Linked DNA regions of Mus musculus: region 1 is linked to region 2. The links are chromatin contacts, found by Hi-C or POLR2A ChIA-PET in ENCODE. All regions are on one chromosome and are shown on one strand. The core of a region is the stretch at or near the end of the contact, and the rest is flanking DNA. Distances in the headings are between cores, read along the strand shown.

The links. A loop is a pair of places that touch in the nucleus more often than their neighbours do. ChIA-PET counts read pairs that join two places held with the same protein, here RNA polymerase II (POLR2A).
Region 1: a map of heart shows a loop between it and region 2 (2.0-fold over the local background). The contact joins the promoter of Plat here to the promoter of Vdac3 in region 2. A Hi-C loop is called at or near these places in 1 of 37 maps with a recorded cell type or tissue (heart). POLR2A ChIA-PET finds 5 or more read pairs at or near these places in 1 of 5 experiments (Patski).

The regions. Positions count from the first base shown.
Region 1 is chr8:22,756,292-22,759,781 of GRCm38, forward strand. Plat (plasminogen activator, tissue) reads left to right here and starts at 1,431. Exons shown (of 14, transcript NM_008872.3): 1 at 1,431-1,537.
Region 2 is chr8:22,592,379-22,595,561 of GRCm38, forward strand. It overlaps Vdac3 (voltage-dependent anion channel 3), which reads right to left and starts at 1,435. Exons shown (of 9, transcript NM_011696.2): 1 at 1,306-1,435.

The sequences.
Region 1 (3,490 bases), core at 181-2,680, 160 kb after region 2:
TCTTGCCCACTTCTCTTTCCTTGGGCTATCCTGGGAATCACATCACTTCTTAATTAGTTTTCTCATCATGGTTTTTGTCCTGATACCTCGTCAGCTGTCCACTTCCATTGCCCCCAACAAAGGGATCATTAAGCCAACTCTCTGCCCCCACAGGTGACACACACTACAGAGAGGACCCCCATTGCAGAAGCTAGCCTTAGGAACTCTTTCTTCAGCACTTCATTTTCTTATCCATCTGCCCCCAAGTTATTGTACTTGGAGCCCTTTGGAGCAAAGGGCTCCTAGGCAAGTTTCCCAGGATGTGATATCATTAAGATTTATTTTCACTCCCCCCACCCCACCCCCCTGCAATCCTTTGACTAAAATCAAAGTTCCCATTGTTATGGTATCAGCTTCCCATTTGTATTTCTGGCTCTTCAGTCTTGCTTCCCACCCCCCCCCACCCCCACCCCCCGGAGTCTGACAGGGGAAACAGACTCACAGGTGGTAGAAACACAAAAGCTGGGGTTTCGGAGGATGTGTGTGTGTGTGTGTGTGTGTGTGTGTGTGTGTGTGTGTGTTTATGGAGGGGAGTGTGCATTTAGCAAAACTCAGGGCACCTGTGATTACTGAGAAACCCTCCTCTCAGCTCCACGCCAGCCGAGATTGACAGAGGCCACTCGCCCACCCCTCTGATGTGCAAGCAGCTGCAGATGAAGACTAAACTGGAATTTTGGGTGACCTGGTGCCCCGAGACTGCCGAGGCTTTGGTAGGTTGTGAAAGGGTCATCAGAATAGTAGTTTTCAGGAGCTTTTATTGTCTGCCTCCGGGGTGTGGGGCTTAGAAGAAGGATGGCTTAGGATAGAATTTCAGGGTGCTGAGGCTGAGAGACCTGCCCATTTCCCCACTTTTCTCAATTCTCTGAGAGATCTCTGCTGAGATGCCGCAGAGAAGCACCTCAGTCTAGGAGAGCAGGTCAGAGGTAGGGAGCGCACCAAAAGTCATGTGCGTTCTATCTCCAGTCACACCCAACCCAGCTTATCATCATCTGCCCGGCCAATTAATTGCCCACGTGTCCTGAGGGGTAGTTGCTTCAAATTCCAGAAGACCTCTCCCCCATCCCCAACTGGGCGGGGCTGTTTAGAACTATAAACTCATGGGTCAAGACAGGAGCTTAGAGCAGCAGATCCTTACAGTTCCTTTTAGGCCTTTGAGACCGGGGTTTTAAAACAGGATGAGTCTTAAGTCCCCTCCAACTCTGAAAATTCCTGTGATTCGATGACATCAGTACGGTGAATAATCAAACTGGCGGCAAGCCAAGACTGGCTGTGCTCCTCCGCGCGCACTTCCTCCCCCTCCTTAGAGACACCGGCTGCTCCATTGGCTCCTCAGTCCACCCACCAGCAGAGGAGAAACCCCGCCCACACCTCTGGCCCCACCCCTTCTTCATCCTTCAAATTGGCTGGAGCTGTTCAGGGAGACAGAGCCTGCAGGAACTCAAGAGCTCAGCGTCAAGGAGAGGCCCCTGCAAGAGTGGGAAAGAAGCAAGCACTCTCGGTAAGTTAATTTCTGCCGGTATCTAACAGCTGACTCTTCTTCTGTCCCTTTAAAGTCTTTGGGGGCAAACTGAGCCAGTGAAGGGATGCTTAATGGAAGCACAGACAGAGGACCAGCCAGCATCATCCAGGGTTCTTTGCAATGACCCTGGGTAAGCTGAGGTGAGAGGGAGAGAATGGGAGAGAGGTGTCTCTTGCAGAAGTTTTGCTTGCACAGGGGAGAAAGCAAACAGAATGACTCCGGTTCTTTCAACAGACAATGGGAGCAGCACTAACGGGCAGTAACTAGATTCAGCTGCCTTCCTGAGCTGAGAAGCCAGAGTTGTATGGCTACCTTCTGACCAAGGAACACACTAAAAAACAGGCTGGGCATCAAGGAGGGGGCATTTTGCCTGGGCAGCATGATTAACTAGGCTGGCAGAGAGAAGCTGAGATTTTTAGGAACCTCTCATTACTAGTGGGAGTCAGGATGCAAAACCTCTCGTCTCTCGGGAGTTCATCGCATCCTCTCTTCCGTTCTTCCAGTCAATCTCACCCTTGGACATCAAGCACAGATGTGTTTGCTTTTTCATGCTGCAGCTGGAAGAGTCTAAAGGCTCTCTGGATTCCTTCAGGACCTTTGTTTTCTTAACCTCACAGAAACAGCGGGAGGATGGATGGAGTGGGGGGAGGGAGAGATGGTGTGGGCGTGGGAGGAAAGTATGCAGCGCTCCAAGATAACTAAGGACGAAGCTTCAGTGCAAAGAAAAGCAGTAGCAATGCTTTAATTTGATGGCCAGCTTAGAATGATGCCGTGGTCTTCCGCAGCTGATAATGGGGCAGGGGCATATACAAAAAACGTGTGTCTGTTGTGGTGGTGGATATTTAACAATCCTGCGAGCGCGTCACAAATACAACTGGAGTACACTTACAGAAAAATACAGCTAGGGATTTTCACTGAGATCCAGACGTGGCCTGTCCAGAACAAATCTATGCAGGTCAGTGGAAGGTAGAGTGGGCACAGCCAGTGAGGGTTAAATAATATTCAGCCCCAGACCAGATACTGGAAACACTATAATGTAAACAGTCCCTCTGACCATCCTGTTCAATCCACCTAAAGTGTTTTTAGGAGAGCCAGCCTGTATCCTGGCAGGGGCAGTACTAGCTGCACCCCCCCACCCCGGACCAACTGGATTAGGACGGAGTTTCCAGGACACCCCCAGATTATTTGGAAAGTCTCCTGTGAGTTCTACAGCAGCTGGCCTGCTCTCTCCCAGACCCAGGATGCTTGATGCAGCCGGGAGGAGCAGAGGAACATCTATATTTCCGCTAAGGCTTTGGGGACTGAAGCTGCACACATCAAGACTGCTCACTGAGCAGGGTGCTCGGCCAAAGCCAGAGAGTGACTCAGAGTTGCCTGCCAGGCTCGTGGACTGGAAAGACTGGTGTGAGGGTTGTAAGGTGAAAACACATGTGCTCGTCCTCCATCTAATGGTGGAGGCTGCAAACACGGCTTATCAGCCACAGTTAATAGACTTAACGCCATTCACAGTGTAAAGTTCACACACATCCCGAGACACCAGGTCTCTGTGAGTGGGAGCCTTTGGTGGTCTGAGCTGAAACAGTGCAATCTGAGTTCTGGCAGCTGTGCATCTATTGTCTCAGAATAGCTTTTTTTGTTTCTTTTTTTTTTTTCTCTTGGGTGTCAGAAAATGCTGCAGGAAGCAACTAAATGCAGAAACCAAGAACTGAAGGCCAGCTTTGAGCTGGCCATGGGATAGGTCTCACTTCAAACCCAGTCGGGTGCTGACGACCCAGATTTCTAGAGGACGGAGCTGGAGTTGGGGCTGCAGCTTAGTTGGCAGAGTGTTCACGTGGAATGCAGAGAGTCTTTAGGCCTGATTCCCAGCACCAGGTAAACTTGGTGTTACAGTGAACACTTGTAATCCCTAGTGCTCAGGAGATGTGGGCAAGA
Region 2 (3,183 bases), core at 185-2,684:
GCAAAGGAGATGGCTCAATTGGCAAAGTGTCTGTCACACAAGCATGAGGAACTGCATATGAGGACCCACACAGCACTGGGGTAGGGAAAGTGCGGAGACAGGAAGACTTCTCAGTTCAGTGAGGAGACCTATACCCAACATCAACCACTGGACTCCACATGCATACGGATGTGCACACAAACGTGTACATACACCACATAAACAAGTTCACACACACACCCAAAATTTATAGAGAAATGGGGATGGCGTATGGGTAAAGCACTTATCTTACATAGAAGAGGATCTATAATTGATGCCACGGGTTTTATCCAAGGCATCAATCAAAAGGAAAAGTTAAGGAGTCAAGGCAAATGAGTGGTATTGATGTTCTACATCAATCTATAATAAAATTCTGCTCTATGTTACAGAGTTTGGAGTCCACTAGCAGGGTAATTTTACAGTCCCGGTAGTAATGTAAATCTTTTGCCATCATTCTAGGAGGGAGGAAACACAGGTCTTACGTATTCAGACAGAAACGTTTATACAGTTTTAGGTTTTCATACTGATCAGGGAGAAAATAAACCAAGGTGGTCGAAATGTCTAAGTGCTATTTACAAGCTGCGTTTAGCGTTTTTGATCCACTGTTTCTCAAAAATCATCACTTTGCAAAAGTCAAGTGGATAACTGAAGTCGTTCATGCCCAAACTGTCCCTTACTCGGACCCATGATTCTAATGGGAAATGCACTGCTGGTATGATCAAGCAAAAAAATCGAGAAAACCCGGACTCCATGTTACTCGAGAGTCAAGCTACAACCTCACAATCATCTTAGCGCTACAAGACAGCTATGCACCATGCCCTGAGGCTGCATTAGAGCCTGAGAGGACGACAAAAGGCACTAACTAGAGGAGACAGCTTCTCTTTTGTTCCTTGTTTCTGCTTTTTAAGATGCATGAAGAGCATCCACCCTTCGGCCGTCGGGAGTGCAAGACACGCCTGACAAGTGCTGGACACACCAGACAGCGGGGTGAGGACAGGGTCGGGTGTAGGTTTGGGGTTCCGGGACTCGTCCTCTCTAGAAACCGCCCGCCTTCCAGCCTGGCCCCGGGCAGACCGCCAGTGCGCACGCCGGGTGCGGCGGAAGGTCGCGGCCGGCCCAGGGCGGCGACTCCCGCCCTCAGGCGACCAACAGGGTCCGGGCAGCGGAGTCTCCCCTGCCTCGCCTCGCCCTAGGTCGGCGCCCCTCAGCTCCTCCTCCGTGGCCTCGGCCGGCTCCTCAGGCCCGCCGGCCATCCGCCCACCCGGCCCGCGGCAGCGGTCGCCTCACCTACAACCCGAGGGTGGGCCCGTCCCGCTCCACCAAGGCAACGCTGAAGGTCTTCTCGAACCAACGCCGTCTGCGCCTGCGCGACCTCGCTCCCCCGCCGCGCCTGTGCGCCTGCGCGCCCGTCGTCCCCCAGCGCGAGTGCGCGCGGCGCGGCGCCGCGCCTCAGACCAGACGTGCAAGGGGCCCCGCGGCGGGCGCCTAGGCCAACTGTCCGGCTGCGCGTGCGCGGGCGAGTGCGCGGGCGCAGTGGGGGCCCTGCTGGCGGGTGACCGGCGCGGGGTGGTGTGGAAATGGCCGAAAGGCCTTTGAGGACCTTTGCTGGGCCGGGAGGCGCGGCTCTCGCGAGAATGTGCCAAAGCCGTAGCTACTGTCCCCTGAAGGGGCGCGGGCGGGCAGGGCGCCAGCAGAGACCCAGGGCGGGCTCTGCGGACGCGAGCTGCCAGCCAGAGTGTCGCTCCCAGACCCTGCCACCCTCTCTATGGTGGATGACTTGCAGGTCTTTATGGGAACTTCGTCCCAGGTCAACTGTAATTTTAAAATGTGAGTCTTCTCAGTTGGAACGATGAGAGAAAACCCAGGCCCTAGAGGTTAGGCGACTGCGGGCTTCTAGAGCATGCAAGTTAATTCAAGAGAGAGAGAGGATGGAGAGAGAGCTCTTCTTAGAAGAGAAATCAATGTCGCAGGAATTGTGCAAGGAACACACCACTGCTTTAGAGCCACCTTAGTGACAACCGATTCCCCAGCAAACGGTTAAGGAGATCCCGATGGTTCCCAGGACTCACTCACTCCGCGGATTATTTACTGAAGAGGAAAGGACCTTCACAGCCAGAAAATCGCCTTCACCAAGTGACTAAAGCTAACTTCAGGTGCCCTGTCATTCACAGAAAGGGACACAAGTCGATATTCTTATATTCTTGGTTGTGAACCTAGCCTTTAACGGCTGAGCCATCTCTCCAGCCCACGAGTCAGTATTCTTAACAAAGCATGTAATTTGTCTATGGGCGAGAAAGCAAATCCAAATTAAGGGACGTTCTGCGAAGCAACTGCTCAATCTTCAATGTCATGAAAGATGAAGAAAAGGGTTTAAGAACAAAAAGATGTAATGCTAAAGTGTTTTTGTGAGTCTCAGTTGGACTGTGGATAAAACAAAAGGGCTATTGAACACAACCAAGCAACTGAGGAGATTTGAGTAAACTACACTAGTACACTAGTACTAGAGCAACGTAGAATCTGAGGGTACTGTGCCTTGGTTATGTACAAATGGCCTTTTTGGAAATATTTGTTGATGTTTCTACCGCTAACTCTTTTTATTGAAAATAATTTTTCATACACTATATCCCGGTCATGTTTCCCCACCCCCAGCTCCTCCCAGATTCCCCCAACCACCTGACTCCATGCCTTCTTTATTTCTCTCTTTAGAATACAAATAGTCAAACAAACCAGAACTTAAAAAAAGAAAAATAATAAAGAGGAAGTACGAGGAGAGTAGACACATAAACACAGAGTCCATAACATACACACAAAACACAAGTAAAACAAAACAAAAGGCCCAAAGTCAGAATCATTGAGTTCATTTTGTGTTGTCCCTCTATGGCTGGGCATGGAGACTCCATTGAAGAAAACCATTTTGTTTTCTTTGCAAGTGGATGCCAATTAGAGATAGTTTCCTGTTACGGATGGAAGCTTGTGTCCACTTGGAAGCACCACCTGACTTGACCCTGTAGTTCAGTAGTTTCTCTACCATCACTTACACAACTCAGCCCTGTTGTGTCTAGAAGACACTGTTTCCTTGGTATCATCCCCCAACCCCTCTGGTTCTTACAATCTTTCCACTTCTCTTCCAGTTGCCTGAGCCCTGAGGGGAGAAATTTGATGGAG